4 separate regions of the Homo sapiens genome follow, and regions 1, 2 and 3 are each linked to region 4. A link is a loop called in an ENCODE intact Hi-C map of the cell type or tissue named here. Cell type or tissue: CD4-positive, alpha-beta T cell. All regions are shown on one strand. Region 1 overlaps LOC107983995 (a long non-coding RNA gene). Region 2 has its middle 51 kb from the start of TLK1. Region 3 overlaps METTL8 (methyltransferase 8, tRNA N3-cytidine). Region 4 overlaps METTL8 (methyltransferase 8, tRNA N3-cytidine).

What was found. Hi-C counts contacts between places; a loop is a spot of excess contacts. Peaks named below come from ENCODE experiments on the same cell type or tissue, not always from the same donor. Only the 100,000 strongest peaks of a DNase experiment are listed, where the experiment ranks them.
Region 1: a loop joins it to region 4, with 2.0 times the contacts of the local background. A loop is called at or near these places in 11 of 110 quality-filtered maps.
Region 2: a loop joins it to region 4, with 7 times the contacts of the local background. A loop is called at or near these places in 5 of 110 quality-filtered maps.
Region 3: it touches region 4 in a loop (1.9-fold over the local background); 10 of 110 quality-filtered maps call a loop at or near these places.

The regions. Positions count from the first base shown.
Region 1 is chr2:171,255,899-171,263,898 of GRCh38, forward strand. The region is part of intron 2 of LOC107983995 (a long non-coding RNA gene); the gene reads right to left. Among named protein-coding and RNA genes, the nearest start is that of TLK1, 99 kb to the left of the region's middle. In CD4-positive, alpha-beta T cell, no CTCF peak of the experiment used is centred here; a DNase peak (open chromatin) is centred at 4,943.
Region 2 is chr2:171,207,604-171,215,603 of GRCh38, forward strand. It overlaps a transcript of TLK1 not described here. Among named protein-coding and RNA genes, the nearest start is that of TLK1, 51 kb to the left of the region's middle. In CD4-positive, alpha-beta T cell, no CTCF peak of the experiment used is centred here; a DNase peak (open chromatin) is centred at 3,398; H3K4me3 peaks cover 899 bases; H3K27ac peaks cover 1,016 bases.
Region 3 is chr2:171,315,898-171,323,897 of GRCh38, forward strand. It overlaps METTL8 (methyltransferase 8, tRNA N3-cytidine), which reads right to left. Exons shown (of 10, transcript NM_001321154.2): 10 at 1-8,000. Among named protein-coding and RNA genes, the nearest start is that of METTL8, 110 kb to the right of the region's middle. RefSeq lists enhancers at 1-785, 1,888-1,947, 2,675-2,774, 3,253-4,075, 4,221-4,270 and silencers at 862-1,156, 2,463-2,665. In CD4-positive, alpha-beta T cell, no CTCF peak of the experiment used is centred here; a DNase peak (open chromatin) is centred at 3,434; H3K4me3 peaks cover 791 bases; H3K27ac peaks cover 403 bases.
Region 4 is chr2:171,412,389-171,420,388 of GRCh38, forward strand. All of the region lies in intron 1 of METTL8 (methyltransferase 8, tRNA N3-cytidine), which reads right to left. Among named protein-coding and RNA genes, the nearest start is that of METTL8, 18 kb to the right of the region's middle. RefSeq lists enhancers at 3,659-3,768, 3,779-3,828. In CD4-positive, alpha-beta T cell, CTCF peaks have their summits at 3,886 (motif pointing left) and 4,089; a DNase peak (open chromatin) is centred at 3,843.

The sequences.
Region 1 (8,000 bases), 160 kb before region 4:
AAATGTAATTGTCAGGCCTGGCGCGGTGGCTCATGCCTGTAATCCCAGCACTTTGGGAGGCTGAGGCGGGCAGATCATGAGGTCAGGAGTTCGAGACCAGCCTGGCCAACATGGTGAAACTGCATCTCTACTAAAAATACAAAAATTAGCTGGGCGTGGTGCTGTGTACCTGTAATCCTAGCTACTCAGGAGGCTGAGGCAGGAGAATCACTTGAACCCAGGAGGTGGAGGTTGCAGTGAGCCAAGATCGCACAACTGCACTCCAGCCTGGGTGACAGAGGAAGACGCTGTCTCAAAAAAAAAAAAAAAAAAAAAAAAAAAATGCAATTGTCCTAAGACCAGAAAAGATGAACCACTAGAGAAGAGAAAAGACTAAAAGTCATCATGCCCACACAGACTCTTCATCTATTCTTCTGAGGGCACTCTGAGAGAATACCTGGGAGACTTTATCTATGTAATAAGACAACCTTTGTTCACAGTGAAGTTCCACCCCTCATCTTCCTGCCACCTCCCCCAGAGCTCAGAGGAACTTTGTCCCAAGCCATTGTCTGTTTTTTGGACTCATTCATTTCCCTTGAAAATAACTTCTGCCCTTCATAACTGCCTACATTTCCCATTTCTCTCTTCCCTATGAAATTGGTGCTATCTAAGCTTCAGCTACCGGGCCTTTGAGTCTCATATTTGTGGGACTACCATGTCCACGTGCATGTTAATGAACTTGTATGCTTTTTCTCCTGTCAATCTGTCTATTGTCTGTTTATTTTGGCAGGATGACTCAATTATTGAACCTTCAGAGGGAAAGTTTAAATTTTCCTACAATATATTTGCTGTGTCTCCCTCTTTCTCTTGCTAAATTCCCTTCTCCAGAGATGTGCTCTTAACAGTCTTTCCCACTTTGAATTTTGAATTTGCCTCCTCTCTCTGGAATTGAACATACTTTCATTTTTTTTTAAATACTATCTTGGCCGGGTGCAGTGGCTCACGCCTGTAATCCCAGCACTTTGGGAGTCTGAGGTGGGCGGATCTCAAGGTCAAGAGATCGAGACCATCCTGGCTAACATGGTGAAACCCCATCTCTACTAAAAATACAAAAAATTAGCTGGGCATGGTGGCGGGTGCCTATAGTCCCAGATACTTGGGAGGCTGAGGCAAGAGAATCACTTGAACCGGGGAGGCAGAAGTTGCAGTGAGCCGAGATCGCACCACTGCATTCCAGCCTGGGGCGACAGAGCGCGACTCTGTCTCAAAAAAAAAAAAATGTGTGTGTGTGTGTGTGTGTGTGTGTGTGTGTGTGTGTGTGACACAAGATCTCATCTCACTTTATCACCCAGGCTGGAGTGCAGTGGTGTGATCTTGGCTCACTGCAACCTCTGCTTCCCAGGCTCAAGTGATCCTCCTACCCAAGCCTCCTGAGTAGCTGGGATTACAGGCGTGAACCACCATGCCTAGCTAATTTTTGTTGTTGTTGTTTTGTTTTGTTTTTGAGACGGAGTTTCGCTCTTGTTGCCCAGGCTGGAGTACAATGGTGTGATCTCGGCTCACTACAACCTCTGCCTCCCAGGTTCAAGCGATTCTCCTGCCTCAGCCTCCTGAGTAGCTGGGATTACAGGCGTGCACCACCAAGCCCAGCTAATTTTGTATTTTTAGTAGACACAGGTTTTCTCTATGTTGGCCAGGCTGGTCGCAAACTCCCAACCTCAGGTGATCCACCCGCCTCGGCCTCCCAAAGTGCTGGGATTAGAGGGGTGAGCCACCGCGCCCAGCCAATGTCCTGCTAATTTTTGTATTTTTTGTAGAGACAGGGTCTCATCATGTTGCCCAGGCTGGTCTTAAACTCCTGAGCTCAAGTGATCTGCCTGCCTCAGCTTCCCGAAGTCATCCTATTTGCTGTCAAATACTAGATCTTATTCATTCTTTCAATTTTTTAATACACATTAATCATCCCCACTTGCCCCCTACTCCTCCAAACTACCCTTCCCAGCCTCTGGGAACCATCATTCTATTCTCTATTTCCATGAGTTCAATTGTTTTAATTTTTAGCTCCAAAAACAACCACCTCATGAATCTTAAAAGCAAGATGCAAAATGTTCAATGTTTCCGAATAATTTAATTGCATCCCAGAACAAAGATCAGGTATATTTATAAGAATACAAAAATATCCTGCACCCAATAGATTAAAATTCACAATATTATGCATTAAAAAAACTCGCCAGGCATGCAAAGAAACAGGAAAATATAACCAATAAGGAAGAGGAAAATAAACTAGTTGAAACTGATAAAAAAAACTAACACAGATATAGGAATTAGTAACAAGGATATTAAAATAGTAGTTATTATTATATTCCAGATATTTGAAAAGTTAAGGAGAGACAGGAACTATTTTAAAACCATAAATCAGATTTCTAGAGATAAAAACTATAATATCTGAGATTAAAATTACACTGATGAGATTAATGGCAAAAGAAAAGATTAGTGAATCTGAAGACATAGCAATAGAACTGATCCAAAAATAAAACACAAAGAGAAAAGAGAATTAAAAACAAGAATGAAAAGAGCATCAGTGAGCTGTAGGAAAACTTTAAGCAGTTTGATTTATATGTAATTGTTGTCCCTAAAGTAGCGGGAGGGACAGAAAAGCTATTCAAAGGAATAATAGCTGAAAATTTTCTGGTTTTGATGAAAACTAAAAACCTACAGGTCCAAGAAAGTCAATAAATCCTAAGCACAAAAATATGAAGAAAATGAGTACACTAAGGCACATCAGAATCAAACTGCTCAAAATTAGTGATGAAGAGATAATACTAAAAGTAGCCAGAGAAGAAAAGACACATTATATACAGAAGACCAAAGATAAGGATGACAGAAGACTCCTCATAGGAAACAATGATACAGGTGATAAGACAGTGGAGCAACATCTTTAAGCTACTGAAGGAAAAAACAAACTGTTACCTAGAAATTTATACCCAGCAAAAATATTTTTTAAAGATGAAGGTGGAATAAATACTTTTTCAGACATACCAAAGCCGGAATAATTTATCACTAACAGATCTGCAATATAAGAAATGTTAAAGGAAATCCTTCAGGCAGAAGGAAAATAACACCTGATGGAAATATGATTATACAGAAAATTCAGAGCAACAAAAATGATAACTACATGGACAAATACGTAAGACTTTTTCTCTTATAATTTGAATATCTTTAAAATATATTGACTGTTTAAACAAAAATAATAACAATGTGTTGTGGGGATTACAACATATGCATAAAGAAAACAGTAGCCTAAGTGCTGGGAGGGAAAAGTGGAGTTATGTAATTATAAAATTCTGTGGCCTGGCGCCGTGGCTCACGCCTGTAATCTAACACTTTGGGAGGCTGAGACAGGCGGATCACTTGAGGTCATCAGTTCAAGACCAGCCTGTCCAACATGGTGAAACCCCATCTCTACTAAAAATACAAAAATGAGCCGGGTGTGGTGGTGGGTGCCTGTAGTCCCAGTTACTTGGGAGGCTGGAGCAGAAGAATCATCTCTACTAAAAATACAAAAATTAGCTGGCCATGATGGCATGTGCCTGAAATCTCAGCTACTCGGGAGGCTGAGGCATGAGAATTGCTTGTACCCAGGACGTAGAGGTTGCAGTGAGCTGAGATGGTGCCACTGCACTCCAGCCTGGCAATAGAGTGAGACTCCATCTCCAAAAGAAAAAGGAAAAAGGACTGGTGCGGTGGCTCACACCTGTAATACCAGCACTTTGGGAGGCCGAAACAGGAGGATCACGAGGTCAGGAGTTCAAGACCACCCTGGCCAACATAGTGAAACCCCATCTCTACTAAAAATACAAAAAATCAGCCGGGTGTGGTGGCAGGTGCCTGTAATCCCAGCTACTTTGGAGACTGAGGCAGGAGAATCGCTTGAACCCGGGAGGTGGAGGTTGCAGTGAGTGGAGATTGCGCCACTGCATTCCAGCTTGGGCAACAGTGCAAGACTCCATCTCAAAAAAAAAGAAGAAAAAAAAAAGAACAAAAGGCTCAATAATAAGAAAACAACACAATTAAAAAAATAAGCAAAAGAATCAAACAAACATGGGTGACAAATAAGCATATGAAGCATATAAGAAGATGCTCAGCATCATTAGTCATTAGGAAAATGCAAATTAAAACCATAACTACTGAATGGCTAAAATTAAAAAGACTGACCATACCAGGTGTTGGTGAGGAGGTAGAGGAACTTGAACTCTTATACCTTGCTGGGGAAAGTATAAAACAGTACAACCACTCTGGAAAACAGTTTGTCAGTTTCTTAGAAAGTTAAACATAAACCTACCATTTTATCCAGCCATTCACTCTTAGGTATAAGAGAAAAAACATGCATCTATATAGAATTATGCATAAATGTTCATAGAATCTTCATTGGTAATAGCCCCAAACTGGAAACAACCCAAATGTCCATGTACAGGTGAAACAAACCGGTATATCCAGCTGATGGGATACTACCCAGCAATAAAAAGAAATGAACAATTGATACATTCAACAACATGGATGAATCCGCAAATAATTAATGCTGAGCAAAAGAGGCCAGACCAGAAAAAGAGTATGCACTGTATGAGTTCATTTATATAACATGCTAGGAAACGCAAACTAACGTATAGTGACAGAAAGCAGATTAGTGGTTTCCTGGTGGATGAGGAGATGTGAAAGAACAGGAAGAAAGTGTTACAAAAGCAAAGAAACTTTTTGAGGTATTTTCACTATATTAATTGTGGTTATGGTTTCATAGTTGCATATGTGAAAGGAAGATAAAATCATGGAACCCCAAATTCACGATGCCAAAAGGGAAAAGTTAAGCTTGGAAGCTGAGTCATGAAAAAAAACCCCAAAACTGCCTTTATCTTTGTTCCTAAACTGATAGCTACAGATAGAAGGCCACAGGGGGCCTCCCTCACCTTGACAATGTAAATGAACAGCTTATCTTCATGGACTTGGGGGTGGAGGAGTGAGGGGAAAGAGGAGATTCGAAATCCCCTTCCATCCTGAGCTGAATGCATGTTTGACTGCTTTTCTACTCTATGTTTACTTCACCTTATGTAAAAGAGCAGATTTACTGAGTGTGAGTCAAATACATAATTGATTTTTCCCCTACCCCTTCCTTTTCATGCACATGTGACTTCACAAGAATGTGACCATGCCCTTCCTCTTTTTTTTCTTTCCCCTTTCCCCTCCTGCCTACTTTTCCCCTTTAAAATTGAAGCCCCCAAAATTCTCTGCAGAAAAAATAAGGGCCACAGATCCTGCTGTGGCTTGTGTCTCTTTTTCCTGGGTGTGTATTCAACCTCAGCAAAATAAACCTCTAAACTGATTGAGACCTGTCTCAGATACTTTTTGGTTTACATATATGTATGTCAAAACCTATCGAGTTGTACATTTCAACTATATGTTATTTATTGTAAGTCAGTTATACCCCAATAAAGCTGTAGAAACATAAATATTAGTTATTTTTAAAAATCAGTGCTAGGGGCCAGGCACGGTGGCTCACGCCTGTAATCCTAGCACTTTGGGAGTCCAAGGCGGGCGGATCACCTGAGGTCAGGAGTTCGAGACCAGCCTGGGCAACATGGTAAAACCCCGTCTCTACTAAAAGCACAAAAATTAGCCAGGCTTGGTGGCATGTGCCTGTAATCCCAGCTACTCGGGAGTCTGAGGCAGGAGAATCACTTGAACCCAGGAGGCGGAGGCTGCAGTGAGCTGAGATTGTGCCACTGCACTCCAGCCTGGGAAAGGAGAGCAAAACTCCATCTCCAAAACAAATCAGTGTTAGACTTTACCACACTCTGGCCTTATGACTCTTTGAAGCTGAGATTCTTTTAGTCATCAACATGGTTCTGGCCTAGGAACTAGTAGTTCTTCTGTGGAGTTAGAGAGCAGATAAAGGCCTGTTCTTCTACAGACAAGTTCTTTGCAAGCCATCCAAGGTGATGGAAAGGAGGTGGGGGCCACAGAGTTGAGCTTTTTTCTTTCTTCCAGGAAGAAATTAAAGACCCTTGGGGTTTTTCAATCACAATTCTCTTGACCTACTTGAGTCACTATGGGGCAGGATGCTTTGTTTCATTTCATAGAAACAAAGAGTGAGCATAAATTCTAAACAAAGTAATGTATTTGTAGATGGTCTTGTCTCTTGACGCAGATATAAAGCCTATCTTCTGAGAGAGGACAAAGAGATTAGTATGTGCCTTGCTTAAGAACAATAGACAAATGTTACAGCCTGTTAACTCCATCTGCTTCCCAAAAGAAGAAAGAATTTTTACAATGAAGTGTCAGAGGGTCTTCAGGCCCCATACGGGAGATTTTCCCAAGGGAAGCCCATAACAACCTTCCTGTGTATTTAAGCCAATATGTTCCAGCTCCTAGAGTGGGGCTCCTTGTCCTTAATTGTGGAATAAAAAGCTTTGTCTTATTGAAAGAATTTGAGGCATAGGGAGAAGGGGAAGTATTTTGGTTGGTGGGGAGGGAAGTCACAAGGTTGCATGCTTTCCTGGCTACGATGGAATCATTTGTGTAGTGAAGAAACTGAATCATCCAAAGGAAAGTATCGTCAGCTACCATATTCCAGAAATCATTTGCTTTCCTGAGGCACTGGGTGACTGAAGCAGATACATTGCAGGCACATGCCTGTAAGAGCCAAGGAATTCAACTTTTTTTTTTTTTTTCTTTGAGACAGAGTCTCGCACTTTCACCCAGGCTGGAGTGCAGTGGCGCGATCTCGGCTCACTCCAAGCTCCACCTCCCGGGTTCACGCCATTCTCCTGCCTCAGCCTCCTGAGTAGCTGGGACTACAGGCACCTGCCACCGCGCCTGGCTAATTTTTTGTATTTTTGGTAGAGATGGGGTTTCATTGTGTTAGCCAGCATGGTCTCGATCTCCTGACCTCGTGATCTGCCCACCTCGGCCTCCCAAAATGCTGGGATTACAGGCGTGAGCCACTGCACCTGGTTGGAATTCAACTTTTTTTTTTTTTTTTTTTTTTGAGTCAGAATCTCGCTCTGTCCCTCAGGTTGGAGTGCAGTGGTGTGATCTCAGCTCACTGCAGCCTCCACCTCTCGGGTTCCAAGCGATTCTCATGTCTCAGTCTCCTGAGTAGCTAGGGTTACAGGCACCTACCACCACACCCAGCTAAATTTTGTATTTTTAGTAGAGATGGGGTTTCTCCATGCCAGGAATTCAACTTTGTTTTTGTTTTTGTTTTTTTGAGATGGAGTTTCACTCTTGTTGCCCAGGCTGGAGTGCAATGGCACGATCTCAGCTCACCACAACCTCTACCTCCTGGGTTCAAGTGATTCTCCTGCCTCAGCCTCCCGAGTAGCTGAGATTACAGGCATGCACCACCATGCCCGGCTAATTTTTTTTTTTTAGTAGAGACGAGGTTTCTCAATGTTGGTCAGGCTGGGCTCGAACTGCCGACCTCAGGTGATCTGCCTGCCTCAGCCTGCCAAAGTGCTGGGATTACAGACATGAGCTACCATGCCCGGCCAGGAATTCAACTTTGGAGGCCCCATTTCTCCATTCTTTCTTTTCTGGGTTTGTGGGGCTATATTTCCCTTTCCTCTCTTCCTAATATAACTTTCCATACCTCAGCTGCCTCCCTGGCGCCAGGGCTGCCATCCCAGCAGGCCAAGAGGCAGACCGCTCTGCAGCGTGATGTGTTTTTTATGTTTCTGGCCATCTTTCTAGTCTTCTGCACAAGTGGAGTGTGTGAGGGGAACCCCTGCAGGAGAGTTACTGAGGACTACAGACTCTACTTCTGGCAGGTTGCCCTGCTGGGGAATCAGGCATTGGTCTCAGTCAGCTGGATGGGGCTGGGATCTATTTTCTATTTCCAGGTTCCCAGCGCGCATGTTCTTGTTTCCTGATGGTGCAACACTGAGGCTCAGCTATATGGCCGGGGAGATCTGTGAAATAAATGTGGGCATTTCATGTCATGTCTGGAAATTCCTGTGGAACTCTGGAGA
Region 2 (8,000 bases), 200 kb before region 4:
GGGCATGTTTGGAGATGGGGGGATATAGGAACTCTTTATACTTTCTGTTTGATTTTGCTGTGATCCTAAAAGGGCTCTAAAAATAAAATCTATTTTTAAAAGGGAGGGGAGTCTAGACTAGTCAATGATACAGGATTGAATCACTTTCTTTTTGTCACCCAGGCTGGAGTACAGTGGCATGATCTCGGCTCACTGCAACCTCCACCTCCCACGTCCAAGTGATTCTCTTCTCAGACCTCAGCCTCCCAAGTAGCTGGGATTACAGCTGTCTGCCACCACGGCCAACTAATTTTTTGTATTTTTAGTAGAGATGGAGTTTCACCATGTTGGTCAGGCTGGTCTCGAACTCCTGACCTCAAGTGATCTGCCTGCCTCAGCCTCCCAAAGTGCTGGGATTACAGGTGTGAGCCACTGCGCCCAGCCAGGTTTGAATCACTTTCAAAGATACAAGCCTATTTCAACTAAATTAACAACCCAGGCTCTCTAACCTAAATTAGTCTGATTTAGTCTTCTTTTTTCTTTTTCTTTTTTTACTTTTGGCTTTAGTAAAATTAATGTAATCCTGGGAAAGTATAGAAATTAGTATTACTGCAACCTTAGGAAGGTATAAGAATAGACTTTTTATAAAATAAATTGAATTCATGGTGTTGCTATTTTTAAATTGTAAGTATAAGTTTTATTCTCACTGTTGTTTAAGGCATTTGAAGAATTCTAAATAATCCTTCAAATTAAATTTGTAATTAAATTTTAAATCATTGAAGGATTTTAATTAATTATGTTTAGAAACAATGTTTAAATGCTCAAGGAAACTGATTTTCTGAGTTTTATTTATTAGCTATATAAACTTAGAGCATTAATTACATTATAAGAGTGGAGAGTTCTCCTCTCCGTGCTTAAAAACCCCTGAGACTTCAAGAATCCTCAAAATAGTACAGATCAAAAGCCCTAAAAATGCATGTACTCCCAGAACAACATAATCAACTTTAAGAAATTTATTTTAAGGCTATAATTAAAATGAGCAAAGGTGTAGCTCTAAGGATATTAATCCTAGTGCTGCTAAATGTAACAAAAGTAGAAGCAACTTAAACATTCAAAAATGAGGCATTTGATATTGACAACCATCCCAAAGTTTACAACTCATTCTCTTGGGGAAGCTGTGAAAAATTAGTTACTGTTCCCTGCAGGTGGGACTGCAAAATGATGCAAGCCCAGTGCAGAGCATTTTAGCAGTGTCTATCAAAATAATAAATGCACTTTGACTCAACAATTCCACTTCTAGGAATTTATCTTAGCAATACATCTGTACTTGTAGGAAATGACATGTATGAGTTTATTCTTTGCCCCTCTGTTTGCAACAGAAGAAAAATTAGAGACAACCTTGTATAGAAGACACTGGTTAAGTAAACCATGGTTCAGCTACACAATTGTATATTTTCTGGCTATAGGAGAGAATGGGGAAGCTCTTTATGTACTGATAATGGAGAAGCTTCAGAAATATGTTGCTTTTTAGAAAAAGTAAGGTGCAGCACAGCGTAAATAGTGTGTTCCCTTTGTGTAAGAAAGTAGGGGAAATAAGAGCATGTATTTGCATTTGCTTTTATTTGCATAAGGAAACATTGGAAGAATACACAAGAAACTAATAAAAGGGGTTACTTATATGGAACAGGGGTGGGATGGAAGTATTTATCTTTTTATATTGTTTTGATTTTGAACCATATGAATGTTTTTCTTATTCAAAAAATTAAGTTTAAGTTAGGACTGCTAAATAAATTATTAGGTATCTATGTGATAGAATGCTAGATAGCGATGAAAATTTATATTGTAAGTGTTTAAATATACACAGAAATGTTCAAATATATATTGGGTAAGAAAAGCAGGTTATAAGAAAGTAATATATACTCCTATAACCTAAGAAATTATATTTATTTCTTTAGTATAGTTTACAAAATCTGACGCAGTAATGTGTCCTTTTGTAAGTCTATTTGTTGAAGTCCTAATTCCCATATCTCATAATGTGACTGTATTTGAAGATATGATCTTTAAGGAGGTAATTATAATGAGTTACAGTGAGGTCATTAGGTGAGCCCTAATCCAATATGCCTGGAGTCCTTATAAGAAGAGGAAATTTGGACACAGAATATGTACGAAGTGAAGACCATATGAAGACAGAGAGAAAACGGTCATCTACAAGCCAAGAAGAGAGATCTTGAAAGAAACTAACCTTGCCTACACCTTGGTCTTGGACTTCTAGCCTCCAGAATTGAAAGAAAATAAATTTTTGTCATTTCAGCTACCCAATCCATGAAACTTTGTTACCGCAGCCCTAGCAAACTAATGACAATACTGATACACATTCTCAAAATTTCCAGGAGCTTGTAGGCACAGGCAGTGTATGGGAATGCCTGTTTTGTACCTCCTATTAGCTAATCAGGTAAATCAAAATACAGTGTCATGTCTTCATTTATGTTTATTTACATTTTCCTTATGTTAAAAAGTTGTATTACTGTTCTGAATTTGAATGTCATTATAGTACCATGATCAGCCAAGCAACTGATTATTTTTAGATGAATAGAGCTGAACTGGAATGTGGCAACCAAGGTGTGTATTATAGCGGCCCCTCTGAAAGAGAAATAAGGTTATAATGCCACTCACACCTTCACGTTCTTTTTTTATTATTTTTTTTTTTTATAGGAGACAAGGGTTTCACTATGTTGCCTAGGCTAGAATGCGGCTATAGGAGAGAATGAACTCCTGGGCTCAAGCAATCCTCCTGAGTAGCTGGGACTACAGGCACATACCACCACACCCAGCCATGGTCAGTATCTTCCCTTTAAGTGTAATAGCCCTGGCTGGGGCTGCTCCCCACCAAGACCACATCTAGGCAAGTATTTGCGAAAGAAAAGAATTTCGATTTCAGACGTAATCAGAAAAATCTCTGACTAGTATATCCAATTAATACATCCAATGGGCTAAGCACCACAGTAAACAAAAACAATGCCCTGTGCAAAAACAAAGTCAAACAAAACAAACACACAAACAAACACCCAGTCTTAATGTTCACGGACACTTCGGACTCTGACTTTTTTGCATTGTATTGCAACATCCTTATATCTGAACCACCTAGAGACTAAACTAAACTAGGACAATTTACAAGGGAGAATTTGCCGGCTAATTAAATTAGGGCAAGGTTAATTCATTGAGAGAATGCCGTGAAATGTTGAGAAGAAATCTAGGAACTGATAACAGGATCTAGGCTTCTCTGACTGTTACCAGGAGGGAGAAGGGAAGCTGCATTTGAAGCTGAATATATCCAGGAGGCTGAGAGAGTAACTTCAGCCAGCAGGTATATACAGCCGGATGTGCCAGGGACAGCAGTCATAAGCAGCCAGCCCAGAAGGCACTTCTTCAGATATGTCCACATTATCTCCTATGATCTTTGCGGTGACATCCTTTGGGCACATGAAAACCTTACTTTTGGTTGATTTCTCTGCTTCCTGCCCCATGTTACATTCTTAGATACTAAAAAGCACTCTGAAGACAGATGCTCAACAATTCAGAGACCTCGAATCCTACAAGAATGTTAGTGCCTGTAACACAGTTTACATTGCTGTAGAGCCTTTCATGCGACAAAAATTTAAACAAGCATTGTTTTATTACTTACTTTTACTGGCTCCCTTTCTATAACCGGTTTGGGTTGTAGGAAGCCTTTTGGTTTTCACCACGAATTATATCAAACCGTTTGTCACGGTAAGTTCACTTCCTCTTTCTTTTCTTGTGTAGTTGAACTCACCTAAGATGCATGGCTTACCCTATACTTATTTAATACACCAGAAATATAATATACAAAGATACTTCATTGAGGTGCATACAAAAGTGTAATTGTTCAATGCTATTTTGCACAGACTACACTCAGTCATAAATGTATCTAGTGATATCTGAGTTAAATGGATGCTTTTTTTTTTTGAGATTAGAGTCTTGCGCTGTCGCCCAGGCTGGAGTGCAATGGCGCGATGTTGGTTCACTGCAGCATCCGCCTCCCGGGTTCAAGTGGTTCTCCTGCCTCAGCCCCCTGAATAGCTGGGATTACAGGCGCACCCCACCACGCCAGGCTAATTTTTGTATTTTTAGTAGAGATGGAGTTTCACCATGTTGGTCAGACTGGTCTCGAACTCCTGACCTCGTGATCCACCCGCCTCGGCCTCCCAAAGTGCTGGGATTACAGGCGTGAGCCACTGTGCCCGGCCTCTTTTTTTTTTTTTCAAGACAGAGTCTCACTCTGTCACCCAGGCTGGAGTGCAGTGGTGCAATCTCGGCTCACTGCAACCGCTGCCTCCTGGGTTCAAGCGATTCTCCTGCCTCAGTCACCCGAGTAGCTGGAATTACAGGCATGCACCACTACGCCCAGCTAATTTTTTGTACTTTGGTAGAGACAGGGTTTCACCATTTTGGCCAGGCTGGTCTCGAACTCCTGACTTCAGGTGATCCACCTACCTCCCAAAGTGCTGGGATTACAGGCGTGAGCCACCATGCCTGGCCTCCTCTCGTTTTAAAGCTTGTCTAACAAGCCTTTCCGGACCTCCAGAAATCAATTAACATCTGCATAAGCTCAGCCTGGCCACTCCAGCAGCTGTTTTATCATAGAGAAACATTCCTGGCTCCCCTGCCCCCACCCTCACCCCTTGCCGCCCCCTCCTTCACCTCCCCCACCGCCCCCAAGCTTCACTCCCTGTTATGCTGCCTTTTTGCAACTTTAACCTGACACCCCCAATTTTCCCAACATCTGTTCAGTTGATGTTATCTTTATATCTGGTAATAGGTCCTTGATGTTTGATTTCATTATACCTTTGCCTGGGTAAATAAACATGTTCCCCCTAAGGAAATAAGGGACATCATTTTAGACGTCCTTTATCAATGTCAGTGGAGTCTAAGGGAAAAGGATTTGGAACCAGGAGATAGAAGACTTCAGTTCCAGCACCGGCTCCTTTTAAAACTGGTTGTGTGACTTCGGAAAAGAAATTTAAGTCCTTTCTACCTCTAGCATGTAATTTCTTAACTGTAAAAAAAATTATAAACCCACTCTGTCCTCATAATTTTTATCATCAAAGGACATTTATTAAATGCCTACTTAGTGATGAGAGCTTGCATTTGGGGTAAGGCAGGCAGTCAGAGCCCCTGTTAATCAGGGGTCTTTAGCAAGATATTTGAGCTTCCTATGATTGTACACAGCATTTTAGTTTTAGTGCTCTGTGCACATGAAGAAATAAGAGGAAAACAGCAAAAAGCGTTTTGTTTTTTTTTAAAAAAAACAAGCAAAATGTATTTAACATGAAAAAACTTGTTTTATCCTAATTTCATATCTGATCTACATCTTTGCTATGAAAAAAGTCATCTCCTTTATGAAATTATGGCCAGAGTAGACATTACTTTGTAAAATTGTCCTTCTTACCAAAGTGAAAAGTTATAAAGCCTTTTCTAAAAAAATTTTTTTTTAGAAAAAATATTTTTATCTCCAAAAGGTTTTGCTAATGGGTGAATTCCAAGTCTGGCTCCGCTAGACTACAGGGCTCTATATCAGGCCATATCTTTCTTTTTCTTTTCTTTTCTTTTCTTTTTTTTTTTGAGACAGGGTCTTTTGCCCAGGCTGGAGTACAGTGGCATGACAATCATGGCTCACTGCAGCCTCGACCTCCTGGGCTCGGGTGATCCTCCCAACCTCAGCCTGCCAGGTAGCTGGGACTACAGGCATGCACCACCGTGCCCAGCTAATTTATGTATTTTTTGTAGAGACAGTGTTTCACAGTATTGCCCAGGTGGATCTTGAATTCCTGGGCTCAAGCAGTCCTCTCACCTCGACCTCCCAAAGTGCCAGGATTACAGCTATGAGCCACCATGCCAGGCCTATATCTTTTTTTTAAAAAAAAAAATTTATTTTAGTTTGGGCCCGGTGGCTCATTCCTATAATCCCAACACTTTGGGAGGCTGAGGCGGGAGGGCAACATAGTAAGAATTACTTTCTACAAAAACATGTAAAAAAACATTAGCTGGGCATGATGGCATGCACCTGTAGTCCCAGTTAGTTGGGAGGCTGAGGTGGGAGGATCACTTGACCCCTGGAGTTTGAGGCTTATATTTTTTTAGAGATAAGGTCTAGTTCTGTCACCCATGCTAGAATGCTATGGCATGATCATGGCTCACTGTAGCCTCAAACTCCTGGGCTCAAATGATCCTCCCACCTCAGCCTCCCAAGTAGCTGGGACTACAGGCACATGCCACCATGCCCAGCAATTTAAAAAAAATTTTTTTTTTAGAGAAGAGGTCTTGTTATGTTGACCAGGCTGGTCTCAAACTCCAGCCATATCTTTCTTGAGGAGTGTGGAGCTCACCTCTAGCAGCCATCATCTTCTTTCAGACTCTGGTGAATAGTTTTAGAAAATTTTTAATGAAAAAAAAAAATTAGCCGGGCATGGTGGCACATGCCTGTAGTTTCAGCTACTCGGGAGGCTGAGGAAGGAAGATTGCTTGAGCCCAGGAGCTCAAGGCTGCAGTGAGCTTTATCAAGCCACTGCACTCCAGCCTGGGCAACAGAGTGAGATCCTGTCTCAAGAAAAAAGACAAAAGAAAATTCTGAGCTGGGCAAGGTGGGACCTAGTGTCTTCTCTGCCTCTTAGTATCCATACGGCTTGGGTGAGTCACGTAACCCTTCTGCACCTCAGCTTCTTAATCTCTACAATGGGGTCTAGATAAGGTCACTAACTGTCTGTCTTTATCCTAATGGGACATCTGAGAATGACATGTGCGCATGCATGGCTCTCTGTGCCCCAGTCCCCAGGCACTAGTTGTATACAACTTCACCCATTCGTACTCCCTTGATAAAGCACACCTGAATGCCAGGTGTGTTAAATTGATACAATTTTAACAGTGGTTCTCAAACTGGAGTGGGCATCAGAGTCGCCTTGAGGGCTTGTTAATCATTGGTTGCCAGGCCCCACCCTACAATTTCTGATTCAGTTAAGTCTGCAGTGAGGCTGAAAAATTTGCATTTCTATTAAGTTCCCAGGTGATGCGAAGTTGCTGGTCTTGGAAGAACCATACTTTGAGGACCAATGTATGATAAGAACTTAGAATCCCCTGGAATTTAGTAATTAATCAATCAGTCATAAGCTGCACTTTTATTATTTCTAACAAATTACTTTCTATACTTTGCTTCAACTCCTGAATTAGTAACCCCTCAAGGTCTTCCAGCTAAAGAATTCTGTGATGTTTAAGTGAGTCAAGACAATGGGCCTTGATTCAGCAACTGAAGCCTGACTCCGCCTGCAATCATGTTCTCTTTCAACTCTTTTCTTTTTTTTTTTGAGACGGGGCCTTGCTCTGTCTCCCAGGCTGGTGTATAGTCATATGATCATGGCCCATTGTAACCTCTAACTCCTGGGTTCAAGCAATCCTCCCATCTTAGTCTCCCGAGTAGCTGGGACTACAGGTTGGCAACACCACACCTGGCTAATTTTTGTAGTTTTTGTAGAGGCGGGCACTTGCTATGTTGCCCAGGCTAGTCTCAAATGCCTGGGCTCAAGTGATCTGCCCACCTCAGCCTCCCAAAATGCTGGGATTACAGGCGTGAGCCGCCGTGCCCACTCTCTCTCTCAACTCTTTCAGTATCCTCTCCACCTCACCTTCCACTCCACCTACATAAAGACACTAACATTCAGTTTCATAGGAAAGAGGATGGCTTATTGTGTTTAGTTTCCAACACAAATACAGAACAGAGTGCTCTTCTCCAAGTCTTGTCAGTTGTGATGCTCTTTTTCCTCAGCGATCTGAGGGAATCAAGTCTGCATTCAGGCTCTGCTGTGGCTGGAGTTAGGTCACACTAGGCAGAGCAAATCTGCTTTAAGAATGTCCAAGACAGGCACGGTGATGTATTGCTCTTACTCTGATAGAGCCTACAGGTCATTTTAAGTTGAAATCCAAAAGGAACCAAAGGAAATTTAAATTATATA
Region 3 (8,000 bases), 96 kb before region 4:
GTAACCCAAGCCAAATTCCTCTGGTGTCACAGTTCCTCCTATACCAGGCCAGGCACTTGCCAATGACACTGGAGTAGGGGTAAGCCCTGGGTGTGTTGTGTAGTGTGTGACGTAGTAGGTGAAAAACAGCAAAGAGGTAATTCTTTATTCTCGAGAGCTTCCTCGTGCACATGATCAGCTTTTGCACATGCTTGGAGGAAAAACAACACTATTAAAATGTCTTTTTAAAAGTCAAAGCTAAATGAGTATGCAATAAAGCTTTGAGAAATGGAAAAGAAAATCTATGAGGAAAACGTCAGCTTGCTTATCCAGGGAATGAGCAGGACTTAATTCTCATGCCGGCATGGGGCTGCCGGGCACCCAGCTCCTTTCCTGTGGGTAGAAAACAAGTCCCCAAGTTGCTACTGAGCCAAACTGTAAAGGCCAGTCAGGAAATGAGCAGCAGTGCTGAATGGGGAAGCCTGGATCCATGGTTTTTTCCTAAAGTAAACAAAAGATCTGCAAAAGTATTTCCTTGCACTATTTGGCAAGAGAAAGAAGCACCTGGAGAGTGAGTTAGGGAGAGAAAGCATGGAAGAAATGTGAGTAAAACAAGGAAGATTATAATGAAGCTTTGTCTCACTAATCTCCAGAGCCCAGGTGTTCTATTAAGAAACAAAGCTGCAAATGAAGAGACATCTCAGAGAGTGGTGGATTAAGAATATATTCATGGAAAGGATAGATCTTCCTTGCTTTTTGGGATCCTGAATTTCATCTTTCATTTGGATTAAAAAGAAACTTAAAAAATATCTTGTAGAAAGTCAAAGTAAAGATATAAATATTAAAATAAATGAGGGCTGCGAAAGAAAAAGTATGAGCAATGAGAAAAGCAATTATCCTTGGAGGCAGAAATTTCTTTCTTGTTTCAATGCAGCATGTGATACTGGCAATTTCAGCCATTCTCTTTCAGGCAATTTTCAGTGCGAGTGCCAAATGCTGCTTAGGGGGATATGTCTCTGCTCACCTGAGGGAGCAGGGCACAACTAAAGATGTAAGGAGAGCGATCGCATTCTTTACGCCAAGCATTCTGTTTAGCAGGACTGCCTCAGGAGGAACACAAGTTGCTCTCAGGAGGCAGAAGGTGAGAGAAATGAGGCAGCAATTACATAGTGTTGCTTGTGCTAAGTACAGAGCATTAAAAACAAAAAACAAAAAAGCCCCACTAATGCAGTGGACTCAGCAGCGGGCTCATTGCTAATTTTAGGAAGTCACACAGGTTTAGTGCTTGCTTCCAGCGGAAAAGCCTTAAAAGCCCAAAGGGTGACTGTCCTCCAGTGTTTTTTGAAACAACCAACACTTGATATATAAAGGTTAACTGAGGAAAAAATTAATTTCTGCGTTTTCTGCAATGAACTAGGAGCAATGGATTGAAAATATTTGGCCAAATAATTTTTATAAGCATAACAAAATTCCATTTTTCTGGACCAAACCTCATCAGCCCAACTAGGAAAGACGATGCTGGAGCTTTAGGAGGCAATCAAAGGCTCATTTTATTTGATAGGTAACATCTGATACAGAAGCATTTCCCGCCCTGGGCCCTGGATCTACTCAGTGCCTACCTGCTGGAGAAAATCAAAGATAAAGACCCAGATCACTGGGATGCCAAGGACACAGCTAGCTGGACACTATTTGAAGTCTATGTGCTCAAGTATTGCTTTTTTTCCCTCTTTATGTAACGTTAACGTGTATTTATTCATTCAGCTAACTCTAGCTGTTCCTTACTTAAGGTTAAGTGGTTGTGAAACCACAGACACTGTAGAATCAGAAGCTGTTGTTTTAAACTCTTGGCCAAGTAGCAGTGCCTTGTAGCTTGCCTTTGCCGAGCTCCAGGGGCAGCTGAGGGTGGGCTGTCTGACCATCTGGAGATTTCAGTGTGCTCCATCCATCTCATGCCAACCTGACTTGCCAGAATTAGGGTCACTGTGCTCTGAGACACTTTGAGATGATGCTCAAGGGAGCTGTGCTCTGCAGCCTCCTGGGTCCCTTCTGCAGGTGCACTTGCTTTTTCAATCTGATGCTATTTTTCTTACCCTCTGTAGGCACTCACACGCAGAACTATTATTACTTGCTTGTTACTGCATGTTGCTGATTCATACTCATAGGAAAAAGTAATTTTATCTTCAACACCTCTTCCTTGTCATTTAAGACATATGTTAATGAAAGACAGATTTTGGCATCCACTTTTCTCTGTAGCTTTGAGGCCACAATATAGATTCATTATAAATGAAGATGCAACTGTTATTTTACTTCTATTTATATTTATAACTACACCAAAGCCATCTTGCGGGTACCTTTGCGCCTCTCAAATCCCCAACCATATTCCAAGAAACCGTATTCCAAGAAATGCTCAACATTTCATGCCTGAATTGGTATTAATGTGGCATTAATGTACATACAATGTTTTAAATAACGATGTTTTCACTCATATTTTATTATGGACACCTCCTGATTTCACATATTTTACATTACCCTAGAGCTGAATCCTTTTGAAGACATTTTAAGGGTTTTTTTTCCCCACTGCAGTACAGAATGCTTTTTTTCTTTAAGCGAGGAGTATGCAAGTGAGAGTGCTCTGCGAGGAGGGATGCCAAGTGGAAGGCTGAAGCCTGAGGGGGTGGGGCGAGTGCAGAACTAGGCAGAAGCAGAATGCTGAAAAGAACTGATTGAAAGCTTTTTGCTTTGTCATTCCTCTCAGTTCCTTTCCTTCTCTTCTTTTCCAATTTGTAATTGTGGACAAGTGTAACCTACTTATTTGCTAGAATGATTGGATCTAGAATGAGCCATAACCTTGAAGGTCGTCTGAAACAAACTCCTCTCCACTGCTATCGTTTTCTGCTTGACTCAGAAAGCTCTTTCTTCCCTGGTGCCTTTCCCAGCAGCATTTGGGCCCATCCATTACAAGAGCAGCAAGTAGAGGTTTTGGAATCAGAGAGTTCTGGGTCCGAGTTGTGACTCTGCTACTTACTAGATGTGGTATCCTGAGCAAGTTACCCAACATCTCTTCTGTAAATGGTTATCATCAAAATGAATTCCTAGGAGTTTGAGGATTAAATAATGTGTATAGTATACACAAAATCTAGCATTCAGAGCTAAATTAAGAGTAGCTAAGCAGTTCAATAGGAACTAGGACCCATGCTTCCTGTTTGACTCTGAGGCAACACTTTTTTCCATGGAAAGATACTGTCTTTCTTACAATGTCTCATAAAACCTTTGAAAAAGTCACTGTTGCTGGAATACTGTGTGTACTGCCTTGTAGATTAATAACAATACCTCACATATATTTAATGCTCTAGAATTGACAATGCACTTTCACAAGCGGGGAAAATACCCACGCCAACACTAAGTCTCCTGATGACTAACAGAGGCAGGAAGCAGGAGGAGCAGAGGCTTTGAAAGAGGTCGATTAGTGATGCAAATGTGAAGTTATCTGCACTTGTGAGGAGCATAACAAACATCAAAACCAATTAGAAGTAACAATGTGTGATCTATTCAGGCTTCAGGACTTTGATGAGTTGGAAGTTTTGGGGTTTAACAATCCAGATGGTTCTGATAGCTTTAAGTTTTGCCTCCAAGAGGGCAGCTATCTGCATATGGGTGAATTTTCACGTACAAGCTAGAGTACAGCAACGACTTAGAATCACACACGGGTAGAAACCGGGACGTGTTCACAATTTGTAGACAAAGCATATGGAATCGAGAGAGGCAAAGCAAATAAGTTCTCAGAAGTCAATGTTAAATGGGTGTTTCAATACAGGCAAATGTGTCATACCGAATGCAAAACTTTTAATAATAGAAACTGTTATCTTGACTTTCTCACAACCTTCGGAAACAGTTCCTCATGTGTGAGAATTTTTACATTTGGACGATGCTCAAAAGTGAATTTTTAGAAATGGAGAAAAAAATGAAGGGTGCATTTAAACAATATATTCCATTGTTTCTGTACTGTAAGAAGATGAAAGAATATACCTTTTACTCCTGGAAAGAAAATGGTCCTTTTGAAATTCAGCTCTCTCAGAAGATGAATTTTTAAATATCAAACTCTGCCTAACCAACTGGTCCTAGCTTTATGGATGTGAGGGGTAAATTAGAATTTCATGCAGTTATCAAATATTTTAAACTAATACCCAAGCAGTTACATTTGCAACGCTTCATGATTTCTTAACATCTATAGACAAAATTCCAAATAGGTCTTTCCCTTTTCTTTCTGTGCCAAAATCTACATTTCTATCTAGCAGCAAACCCCGAGAAGGAAGTTGTTGTAGGTAGGTTAAGAGACAGAAAGACTGACCAGGCAAGCAGAAGACACTGGTGGAAATGGCCCTGCTGCGCAGCCATGTGGAATAGGAAGGCTATGCTGGACAGAGCCCAAAAGAGACCAGTTTGTGTCTCACAGTCCAAATTTGGTTGATGTATTTTTGAAGCTTCTAAAGGTTAACTCACATGCTGTAATACATTATAGAAAGACACGAAGCCGAATTTTACTGTGCCAGTCAAGAGGCTGGCTTGAATCCGCTATTTAGAACTGAGAGAGACAGTACAATTTACATGTGTGAGAATGTGAGAATAATTTTACCTTCTGTTGTTTTTGAAACCACCTTGGGCCATGATTTTTAAACGGAGACACAAGGAGATCTGCTGGGGTTCCCATAGCAACATTAACTTATCTAAACTGCCCTTGCTGTATGTAATACTTTCATGACTAGTTTGGCTTTTTAATGTACACTTTAATTATGAAATACAACTGAGTTAAGAGTCTTGGGCAAATTTTAATGTTTATATTTACTGACTTATGCATGTTTAAACAGAAAGCTTGATAATTGTACTTTTGAGGACTTGCCATCAAGGCAAGTTTGTGCAAAAACCTTTATGTGGTCTTCCTTGCCACTGATCTCTGACCTCACTCCATTCCATTCTATAGACAACTCCTCAACCTCTCTCAATACATTTATAAGACACCATATCTCAAACTGATCTCAGATGGCTCCAGTTCAGAGACTAGAAGTCATACACCTGCTAGTCTAGGTTATCTACAAGCTGACCCCCTTCCCATCTTTTCTACCTATCCCTCATCATTAATGTCCCACACCACACTTGTCTTCTCACCATCTGCTGAGAATGTACATTCAAGAACTAGCCTGAGACCTACCTCCCCCAAGAAACCTGATTCTTCTCCATTCTTTTTCAGAGCTAATCTCTCTCTCTCTCTCTGGAAATACTATTACTACTGCTACCACTGCTATATGATGTGTTGGCTGTGACTGGACAGCATCCCTCCCCTGGTGTTTTTTGACAGCAGTGTCTTGATTTTCCTTTGAAGAACTTTCTTCCATTCCAGGAAGTGAAATTTCCTTCCACTCCAGGTTGGAGTGCAGTGGTGCGATCTCAGCTCACTGCAACCTCTGCCTCCCAGGCTCAAAAGATCCTCCCAGCTCAGCCTCCTGAGTAGCTGGGACAACAGGTGCGTGCCACCATCACTGGCTAATTTTTGTATTTTTGGTAGAGATAGGGTTTTTCCCATGTTGCCCATTCTGGTGGCATCATCAATTAAGCTGCCCTGCCCCAGCCTGTTAAGAGATGAACCAATGACTAAAGCTGGACCAATGATATTCTTCTAGAAATTGGATTTTAAGTGAATTCAGAAAGAAAAAACAGTTGGAACTTAATTATTCCAATGATGGTTCTTTCAAGAGAGTATTTATTTATTCTAGGTTCTGTGGTTCATAATCAAAGTCTGCTAGCTGGTAAGTTCCCTATTTGAGTGTTTGTATATTGTCTTAGATCATGATTTACAGGTTTGGGATATGCACATTTTGTTTTGCCAGCTGTACTCTATTTATGCTCCCTGAAGAGCATAAACAAGGCTGGGTCTTTATTGTTCATATTATTCCACTGAATTTAGCACTCAATATGTAAGTAGTCAATAAATATTATGTAATGAGTATGAGACTAATCTTAAAAACTTCATTTCTACAAAATGTGATTTGCAAGCCAACTTATGTCCTTTTTGAAGCAAGGGAGTAAATAAATTTTTTTTTTTTTTTTTGATACGCAGTCTAACAACTGTCACCCAGGCTGGAGGGCAGTGGTGTCATCTCGGCTCACTGCAACCTCTGCCTCCCGGGTTCAAGTGATTCTCCTGCCTCAGCCTCCCGAGTAGCTGGGATTACAGGTGCCCACCACCACGCCTGGCTAATTTTTTTTGTATTTTTAGTAGAGACAGGGTTTCACAGTGTTGGTCAGGCTGGTCTTGAACTCCTGACCTCATGATCCGCCTCCTCGGCCTCCCAAAGTGCTGGGATTACGGGCTTGAGCGACTGCGCCCGGCCCTCGAGGGGATAAATACATTTTTAACTGCCACAATTTAAGAATTCTCTTGGGTATGACAGTTGTCTTAAACAGAGCTTACCACTGATACCAGAAAGGGTCTGGATCCAGACGCCAAGAGAGGATTCTTGGATCTTGTGCAAGAAAGAATTGAGTCCATACAGCAAAGTGAAAACAAGTTTAAGTAAAGAATAGGCTGGGCGCGGTGGCTCACACCTGTAATCCCAGCACTTTGGGAGGCCGAGGCGGGCGGATCACAAGGTCAGGAGATTGAGACCATCCTGGCTAACATGGTGAAACCCCGTCTCTACTAAAAATACAAAAAAAAAAAAAATTAGCTGGGCATGGTGGTGGGTGCTTGTAGTCCCAGCTACTCAGGAGGCTGAAGCAAGAGAATGGCGTGAACCCGGGAGGTGGAGCTGGCAGTGAGCTGAGATCACGCCACTGCACTCCAGCCTGGGTGCCAGAGCAAGACTCCATCTCAAAAAAAAAAAAAAAAAAAAAGTAAAACATAAAGAATGGCTACTCCATAGGCAGAGCAGCCCCAAGGGCTACTGGTTGCCCATTTTTAAGGTTATTTCTTGATTATATGCTACACAAGGGGTGGATTATTCAGGCCTCCCCTTTGTAGACCATATGGGTAACTTCCTGATGTTGCCATGGCATTTGTAAACTATCATGGCACTGGTGGGAGTGTAGCAGTGAGGACAGCCAGAGGACACTCTCATTGCCATCTTGGTTTTGGTGGCATTTGGCCGGCTTCTTCACTGCAACCTGTTTTATCAGCAAGGTCTGTATGACCTGTATCTTGTACTGACTTCCTATCTCATCCTGTGACTAAGAATGTCTTAACCTCCTGGGATTGCAGCCTAGTAGGTCTCAGCTTCATTTTACACAGTCCCTATTCAAGATGAAGTTGCTCTGGTTCAAAAGCCCTTGATACAAGAGCTTGTCAGCTTACATACCTTTTTTTTTTTTTTTTTTTTTTTTGGAGACAAGGTCTCACCATGTCACCCAGTTTGGAGCGCAGTGGTACAATCTCAGCTCACTGCAACCTCCGCCTCCGAGGCTCAAGCGATCCTCCCACCTCAGTCTCCTGAGTAGCTGGGACCACAGGTGTGTGCCACCATGCCTGGCTAATTTTTGTATTCTTGGGAGAGACAGGGTTTTGCCATGTTGTCCAGGCTGGTCTTGAACTCCTGAGCTCAACCGATCTGCCTGCCTCAGCCCCCCAAAGTGCTGGGATTACAGGTGCGAGCCATTGCACCTGGCCTAACAACTTGTATATCTAAGAATAGCCTGAAAATAATGTCAGCATGGGCTGTACTTCCCCAATTTTAGGAAAGGAAAGAGGAACTAAAATTCTATTTCAGATATGAGCCTCTGAATTTCAAAAAAAAATTGGGAGAAAATAGACAACAACAAGACAAAAAATAATACACTTTGACCTTGGGCTTGTTGTAGCTTTCCCTGGAAATAAGGTGTGCTTTCTCTCTGCAATCAGATGACAATGGGAAGAGTCTGACTGTGTTTGGGAACTGGTTTACTAAGCCTAAACAAATAAACAATTTTTTTTACTTGCAAAAAATGTCAAGTTACATTTTCTCAAAATTACTTGACATAATACTAACTTAATT
Region 4 (8,000 bases):
CAGACTTGCTCTCAGATTTCACTGGCCAGAATTTGGTCACAAACTATTCCCAAATCAATCTCTGGTAAGAGAATCTTAAACTAGAAGTTCTCAGAGTATGGTTCACGAATTCCTGGGGAACCCTACCCCCCTTTAGGCAGTCTTCAAAAGGCTAAAATTATTTTCATGATAATATCAACATATTATTTGCCTTAAAAAAAAAAAACACTGTAGTGCCATTTGCACCAATGGTGCACAGGCAATGTGGATAAAAGCATTAGCACCTTTGCCTAAATCAAAACAGTGGCATCAAACTATACAGAAGATCACTGTCTTCTTCACCAACTATGGACTCACAGAAAAAAAAAAAAGGCAGTTTCACGTAAGCATTTCCTTGATGAAGCAATAAAAATTGTTTTCACAGAGCATCATTTTAACTTTGGTATTTTCTCAAAAATAAATGAAGTAAGACTGCCAAGAAAACAACTGACACCATTTGTTGCCTTTGATAAAATTTAAGCTTTTAAGCAAAAATTAGAATTCTGGAAAACCTGTGTTCACCACTATAAGCCTAACAGCTTTCTAATTCTTAAACACTGTTCAGATGAGAACAAGATATTTTTGGCACTATAAAATGAAATGTGTCAACATTTGGAAGACCTATACAACTCAATGAGCCAGTATTTTCCAGATGACCAACATAAGATGATACAAAATCAAGCACGGGCTAAAGATCCAGTCAAAGTATAATACAAGACAGACCAATGGATTTTAATGTAGCAGAATATGAAAAATTCACTGACAAGGCTTCAAATTGTAATATTGCAATTAACCTTTAAGATACTACCACTTACTGGGATTTGGTGTAGTAGTAAAGTAGAATACCCATATTCATCTGAAGAGACAAAGCACTCCTCCCCTTTCTAACCACTTATAAAATATATCTGTGTGAGATCAGATTTCTTCACATATATCAACCAGAACAACATATCACAACAGACTTAATGCAGAAACAGATATAAGAATCCAGTCATCTCTTAGGTGAGACATTGAGATTTGCAAAAAATGTAAAACAATGCCATTCTTCTAATATTTTTCTTTTGGAAAATATTTTTTATAAAAATATGCCATAATAACATACAATGGGTTTATTAGTCTTATTTTTAAATCACTTAATAATGCAGTTTTTACAGGTGTTGTGATAAAAAAGATTTAATAAATATTTAAACAATTAATTTTTTCTTAGGTTACATTTCAAATGTAGTAAATATCCATAGCTACAAGCCACATAAACAAATGTTCTTTGGAGCCTTTATAATTTTTTAGTGTCTAGAGGTCCTGAGACCAAAAAGCTGGAGACTCGCTGCCTTAGATTAATTTTCTGGGTGATATGGATAGCGGAAAGCCCATCACACAGAAAACAGTAAAATAATCTTCTGTCATTTTGGCGAAGGTAAAAACACTGTGATAAATGGTGTGCAGGAACAGGCATTCTGGCAAACTGAGGGGGCACTGAACTGAGAGACCTTTCCTGAGGGGGCTTTGGTAATACATATGAAAATTTTAAAGAAAAAATTAGAAAGAAAATTTCGTTTCTAAAAATATATCCTATGGATATAATCAGAAGAATATATTAAGGATTTGTCATAGCATTATTTGTATATTACACTGAAAAACTACAATACAAATATTAATTTTTAGAAGACTGACTAAATTATTGTACATGCATAGAAAGGAAAATTATGTAGCTGCTTAAAAATGTTGCTAAAGCCAGGCACAGTGGCTCATCCCTGTAATTCCAGCCCTTTGAGAGGCCAAGGTGGGCGGATCACCTGAGGCTGGGAGTTTGAGACCAGCCTGACCAACGTGGAGAAACCCCATTTCTACTAAAAATACGAAATTAGCTGGGTGTGGTGGTACATGCCTGTAATCCCAGCTACTCGAGAGGCTGAGGCAGGAGAATTGCTTGAACCCGGGAGGCGGAGGATGCGGTGAGCTGAGATCGCACCACTGCACTCCAGCCTGGGCAACAAGAGCGAAACTCCGTCTCAAAAAAAAAAAAAAACATCTTGCTAAAGGCTGGCCCCAGTAGCTCACACCTGTAATCCCAGGACTTTGGGAGGCCAAGACAGGCAGATCATTTGAGGCCAGGAGTTAAAGACCAGACTGGGAAACATAGTGAGACCCCCATCTCTACAAAAAATTAAAAAATTAGCTGGGCATGGTGGTGTGTACCTGTGGTCCCAGCTTCTTGGGTGGCTGAGGCAGGAGGATGACTGGAATCTGGGAGGTTGAAACTGCAGTGAGCCATAATTGCACCACTGCACTCCAGCCTAGGTGACAGAGTGAGGCTCTGTTTCTGAAAAAAAAAAAAAAGGTTACTAAAACCCTAAATTTATTGGTATGTGATATGGTTTGGCTGTGTCTCCACCCAAATCTTATCTTGAATTGTAGCTCTCATAATTCCCACATGTTGCGGGAGGCATCTGGTGGGAGATAAATGAATCATGGGGGCGGTTTCTCCCATACTATTCTCGTGGTAGTGAATAAGTCTCACGAGATCTGATGGTTTTATAAGGGGAAACCCCTTTCACTTGGCTCACATTCTCTCTCTTGCCTGCTGCCATGTAAACTGTGCCTTTTGCCTTCTGCCATGATTGTGAGGCCTCCCCAGCCACATGAAACTGTGAGTCCATTAAACCTCTTTTTCTTTATAAATTACCCAGTCTGGGGTATGTCTTTATCAGCAGGATGAAAATGAACTAACATGGTATGAAAAGATGTCCATGATTTATTAGGTAGAAAAAAAAAGTCAGGTACAAGATAGTATTTATAGTACGGTCTCATCTTAAAAAATTAATGTCTATATACCAAGAAACATGCATATGCATAGGGAAAGTCTAGTAGAATTTATAGCAGTTGTCACTGATTGAAAGGCTCACAGATCTTCCTTGCATTTTCTTCTTAATATATCTCGAAATCTTTTTTTTTTTTTTTTTTTTTTTGACAGAGTCTCACTCTGTTGCCCAGGCTGGAGTGCAGTGGCGCGATCTTGGCTCACTGCAACCTCTGCCACCCGGGTTCAAGCAATTCTCTGCCTCAGCCTCCCAAGTAGCTGGGATTATAGGCCCCTGTCACCATGCCTGGCTAATTTTTGTATTTTTAGTACAGGTGGGGTTTCACCATGTTGGCCAGGCTGGTCTTGAACTCCTGACCTTGTGATCCACCCGCCTTGGCCTCCCAAAGTGCTGGGATTACAGGCATTAGCTACCACGCCTGGCCTAAAATATTCTTTTTTCTATGTAAACCCAAATTACCTTTATAATTAGAAAATATAAAAATATTTTAAAATCACTAAATATACAAATTCTATATAATACTCATGAGTAGAGGATCCACTCTAGGGAATAAAAGATGGTATAATAGGCAGTAGGTGACAGCAACACTAGAATGCTGGATTCTGGACCCAAATAGCCAAGGGTAAATGTCCAGAGAAGAGTTGCTTAAAAGACCTCTAATTGTCAGACTGGGTAAGGCAGATGATTATGGATGCTGATTAAGGTGGAGCAAAGAACCAGGAAGTAGAAAGAAATTATTAGAAAAGGAAAAGGGTAACAGGAGAATGTGGGAAACCAACAGCCCATGCTAGAATGCTGAATTCCAGTTATCTAGAAACCTCCTATTCATCAACTATGGCAGGCACTTGCTACACTGTTGTTTGACATTATGGCTGCTCTCTCTTTCCATTTGATGACTGTGTTTCTGACGCGCCAGGATCGTTTCATTTATAGTACTTGTTAATCATCAGACAGAAAACACAGATGGTACCAGTCAGGTCTGCCCAGCCTTGCTGCTGAAGCTGGAGTCAGCTCCTAGGAAAGCTCGTGCACCCTCTGCTGGTCATCTCTACACCAGGACAAGAGGATCTGTGTCCAAAGGAGGTAGGTAGCTTCCCATATCACAGGGATTCACCTTTGTATTCTCCAGCTAATTTCAGTGAAGACTTTGGGAACCATTTCCTCAAACTGCCACCTCAAACAGACAATTCCAGACTAAAACAATGCCTTCCTTTATTATGCCAAAGAGAAACATCCTAAAAACTAAAGTGCTGTGAGAAAATTTTCCATCAAGAGCATTTTAAGTTCAACGATTTCACCTTATTACTTAATAATTAAAGGTGTCCAGATGGCTGCAACACTTAATATGGCTATAAAGCTCCATTAGCCTTTACTCTGGTTGAAAATCTGAGAACCACTCTAACAGATCTTATTTGTACAGATTTTATAACTTACAAAAGCTCTCACATTCATTTTCACATCTGATCTTCAACTATCCTGTAAGTGAGGGACAAGGGTGGGAAAAGCATTTCTGTTATCACTGTTGTACAGATGCAGGAGCTGAGGCTCGAGCACTTGGTCACATAGCCACAAGAGCCCACTCTCCAAGCAGGCTCCTGACTCCAGATTCTATGTTCTACTTAGTACGCTATTCCATCTGAGCTGCTGATCCATCAGAAGTTTTCTAAAGAGTTGGCATGAATTTTAGCAGAGAGGTAAAAGACCGGAAATACATGTTTCCATAATACATCCCACTTTTGCTTCAAATGTCATCTAAATTTTAGATGCTGAACCCTACATCTGAGGGGTTTGCATTGCAGGCAGTGCTTTTCCCAAAAAGAACATCAGCTTAACAAGGGAAGTGGATATCTTAGTAAGAAATCTACTGAAAACCAAATAAAATTAACTTAGAATTTCTATGTGTGGCATGTCTATGCCCATAAAAAGTAGATCCTGTCAGGCTTTGTAGCTTTCACTAAGTCAGTGCTATATATGAAGCATGAAACTGGGTTGGGGATTCTCAAGTTCTGGTCCTGCTTTCTCTTGAATCTTTATAATCTCGATGATTTTCCCCATGAAAACAAAGTATTATGGATACTGTTCTGTTGGAGTGCCAAGCTAAAAATCAGTATGCTGAAGAAGAGAGATGCAGTGAAATTTAGCCATAATCACCAAAACTAAAGAACAAAAGTAGTAATAATAAATAGATTCAAACAATTATATAAGGTTTGCTTTGTGCTAGGCACTACTCCAAGTCATACACATGCACACACACACAAATTCATTTAGTCCTCCCAAGAATCTTCACTAACAGATAAAGAAATTGAAGCACAGAGAAGTTAAGTAGTTCTAGTTACTTAAGGTAGCCAGGGTTACACAGATACTAAGCAGTGAGGCTGAGATCTGAACCCAGGCAGGCTGGTACGTGAGTTCATCTTCTTAATTACTAAGTTGTGCTATCCCTATATAGTGGTGTCTACCATATTCCTGCTGCATTTTTAAAGTAAACTTTTAATTTCAGATTTATAAAAATGTTACAGATAGTACAGAGAGTTTCCATATATGTGATATAGTTTCCCCCACTATTAAATCTTACATTATTATGGTATATTTATTATAATTAACAACTCAATAGTAATACATTATTATAAACTTAAGTCCATACTTTATTCAATTTCCTTAATTTTTATCTAATGTCCTTTTTCTGTTCCGGGACCCCTTATTACATGAGATCATGTCATCATGTCTTTTTTTTTTGAGATGGAGTCTCACTCTGTCATCCAGGCTGGAGCGCAGTGGCGCAATCTCGGCTCACTGCAAGCTCCGCCTCCTGGGTTCACGCCTTTCTCCTGCCTTAGCCTCCCGAGTAGCTGGGACTACAGGTGCCCGCCACCATGCCCGGCTAATTTTTTGTATTTTTAGTAGAGATGGGGTGTCACTGTGTTAGCCAGGATGGTCTCGATCTCCTGACCTCATGATCCACCCGTGTCAATCTCCCAAAGTGCTGGGATTACAGGTGTGAGCCACCGCACCCGGCCATGTCATCATATCTTCTTAGGCTCCTATTTATTCTGACAGTATCTCAGATTTTCCTTGTTTATGAAGACCTTGACAGTTTTGAGGTATACTAGTCGGGGTTTAACAGGTTTCTCCCCACTGTTAAGGTATATGCCCCTTTTACATAGTGTACTCTTTGGAAGGAAATCATTATGCAGAGCCCACATTTAAAAAGTGGGCACTTAGGCTCTACCTCCTTAAGGGCAGAATATCTACACAAAATATTTGGAATTCTTTTGCATGGACGATTTGTCTCTTCTCTCCCATTCATTTATTTATTCAATCCTTTATTTATATCAGTACAGACCAGGGATACTTATGTTATACTTCATGTTATAACTAAATACTAACAGTTATTTTGCTGCTCAAATTATTTTGAGCTTTGGCCATTAAGAGCTCTTTCAAGCCAGGCATGGTGGCTTATGCCTGGGATTATAATCCCAGCACTTTGGGAGGCCGAAGCTGGAGGATCACCTAAGCTCAGGAGTTCAAGACCAGTCTGGACAACATGGCGAAACCCCATCTCTACCAAAAATACAAAAAATTAGCCAGGCATAGTAGCATGTGCCTGTGGCCCCAGCTACTTGGGAGGCTGAGGTGGGAAGACTGCTTGACCCCAGGAGGCGGAGGCTGCAGTGAGCCGAGATCATGCCACTGTACTCCAGCCTGGGTGACTATACTCCAGTATAAGTATAGTCCGGTATGAGTATACTCCAGTATGAGTATAGTCACGCAGCGTGACAGAGTGAGACCCTGTCTCAAAAAAAAAAAAAAATCCTCTTTCAGTTGGCTCCTATATTCCTTTTGACATAGTTCCATCACTGTGTTTTTGTTTTTAGCACTTGCTTACTTTCTGGCACTCATTTTGTGTATTCCTTGATCTAGTCCTAGAAACAGCCATTTCTACAAAGAATCTTTGTTCCTTTTATTAGAGAATGGTCTGGGCACCAGGTGTGTTCCTTGCTACTAGGTTGTCCTTGCTTCTCAGTCCTCTCAAGGGACAAAGCAAGGAAATATAGGTGTGCATAATAAACCAAGTATATACATATATCTATATATAATGTGTTTCTATATGCATTCATCTGTATCTATATTAAACTAGAGTTCATACTACTAGCTCCAACTCTAATCTATTACCACACAGATAACTCCAGCCTTCCCTTCTTGCTTGTCTATAGCCTTCTACTCCAACAGTAAGAAACCTGGTTCCTATCATCACCATCCAGTTAATAATTGTTCGATTCTAGTACACCTGTATAGTGGTTTCAGAATTATTACCCCATACTGCCACAGGAAACTTTATCAACTGCAGTATAGTGCTTATGTACAGTTCCCATTGCCTTTAGTCTTACGGTCTCATTTCCAAAGTTACTCAGGTCAACACCTTTTCTCTGGCCCCCTTCAGTGAGGTTATTGCATACATTTGTAATACAGTTAGATTATTTTGTCACTCTGCATTCCATCCTGGAATCCCCACACTCCTGATATCATTTTAAAAATTCTGAACATGTTAAATTCCACTCTGTGCTGTACATAACACATGCATGGTGTCATGTACCCACCATTATAGTCTCAGACAAAATAGTTCCACCACCCTAAAAAAATCCCATGTGACTGATTTAAATCTCTCCCTTCCCCAAACTCCCTGTTTCTGTTACATTTTCTAAACAGAGAATGTACTGTATATCATTGCTTCTCATCCTTTCCCCTAACAACATGTTCACATTTATAAATATGTGATCTCACTTCAATCCTGAGTGTTCCCACCAAGCAGATGACTGAGTAAAACTTAGAGAAACAAAGTGTTGGCTGGGCACGGTGGCTCACACCTGTAATCCCAGCACTTTGGGAGGCCAAGGTGGGCGGATCACTTGAGCTCAGGAGTTCAAGACCAGCCTAGGCAATGTGGTGAAACCCTGTCTCTACAAAAAATATAAAAATTTTATTTAAAAACAACAACAAAAGAAAGCGGCTTGGTCAAGATCTCAGGGAGTGATGGTGCTGGCACTAGAACTTGTAGCTTTTGACTCCTGGTATGATGCTCTTCCCGCTAGACTATTCTTTTGTCTTTTCAGTAGAGAGTGGCATGGTTATGCAGAGAGACAAGAAGAAGAAAAAGAAGATGAG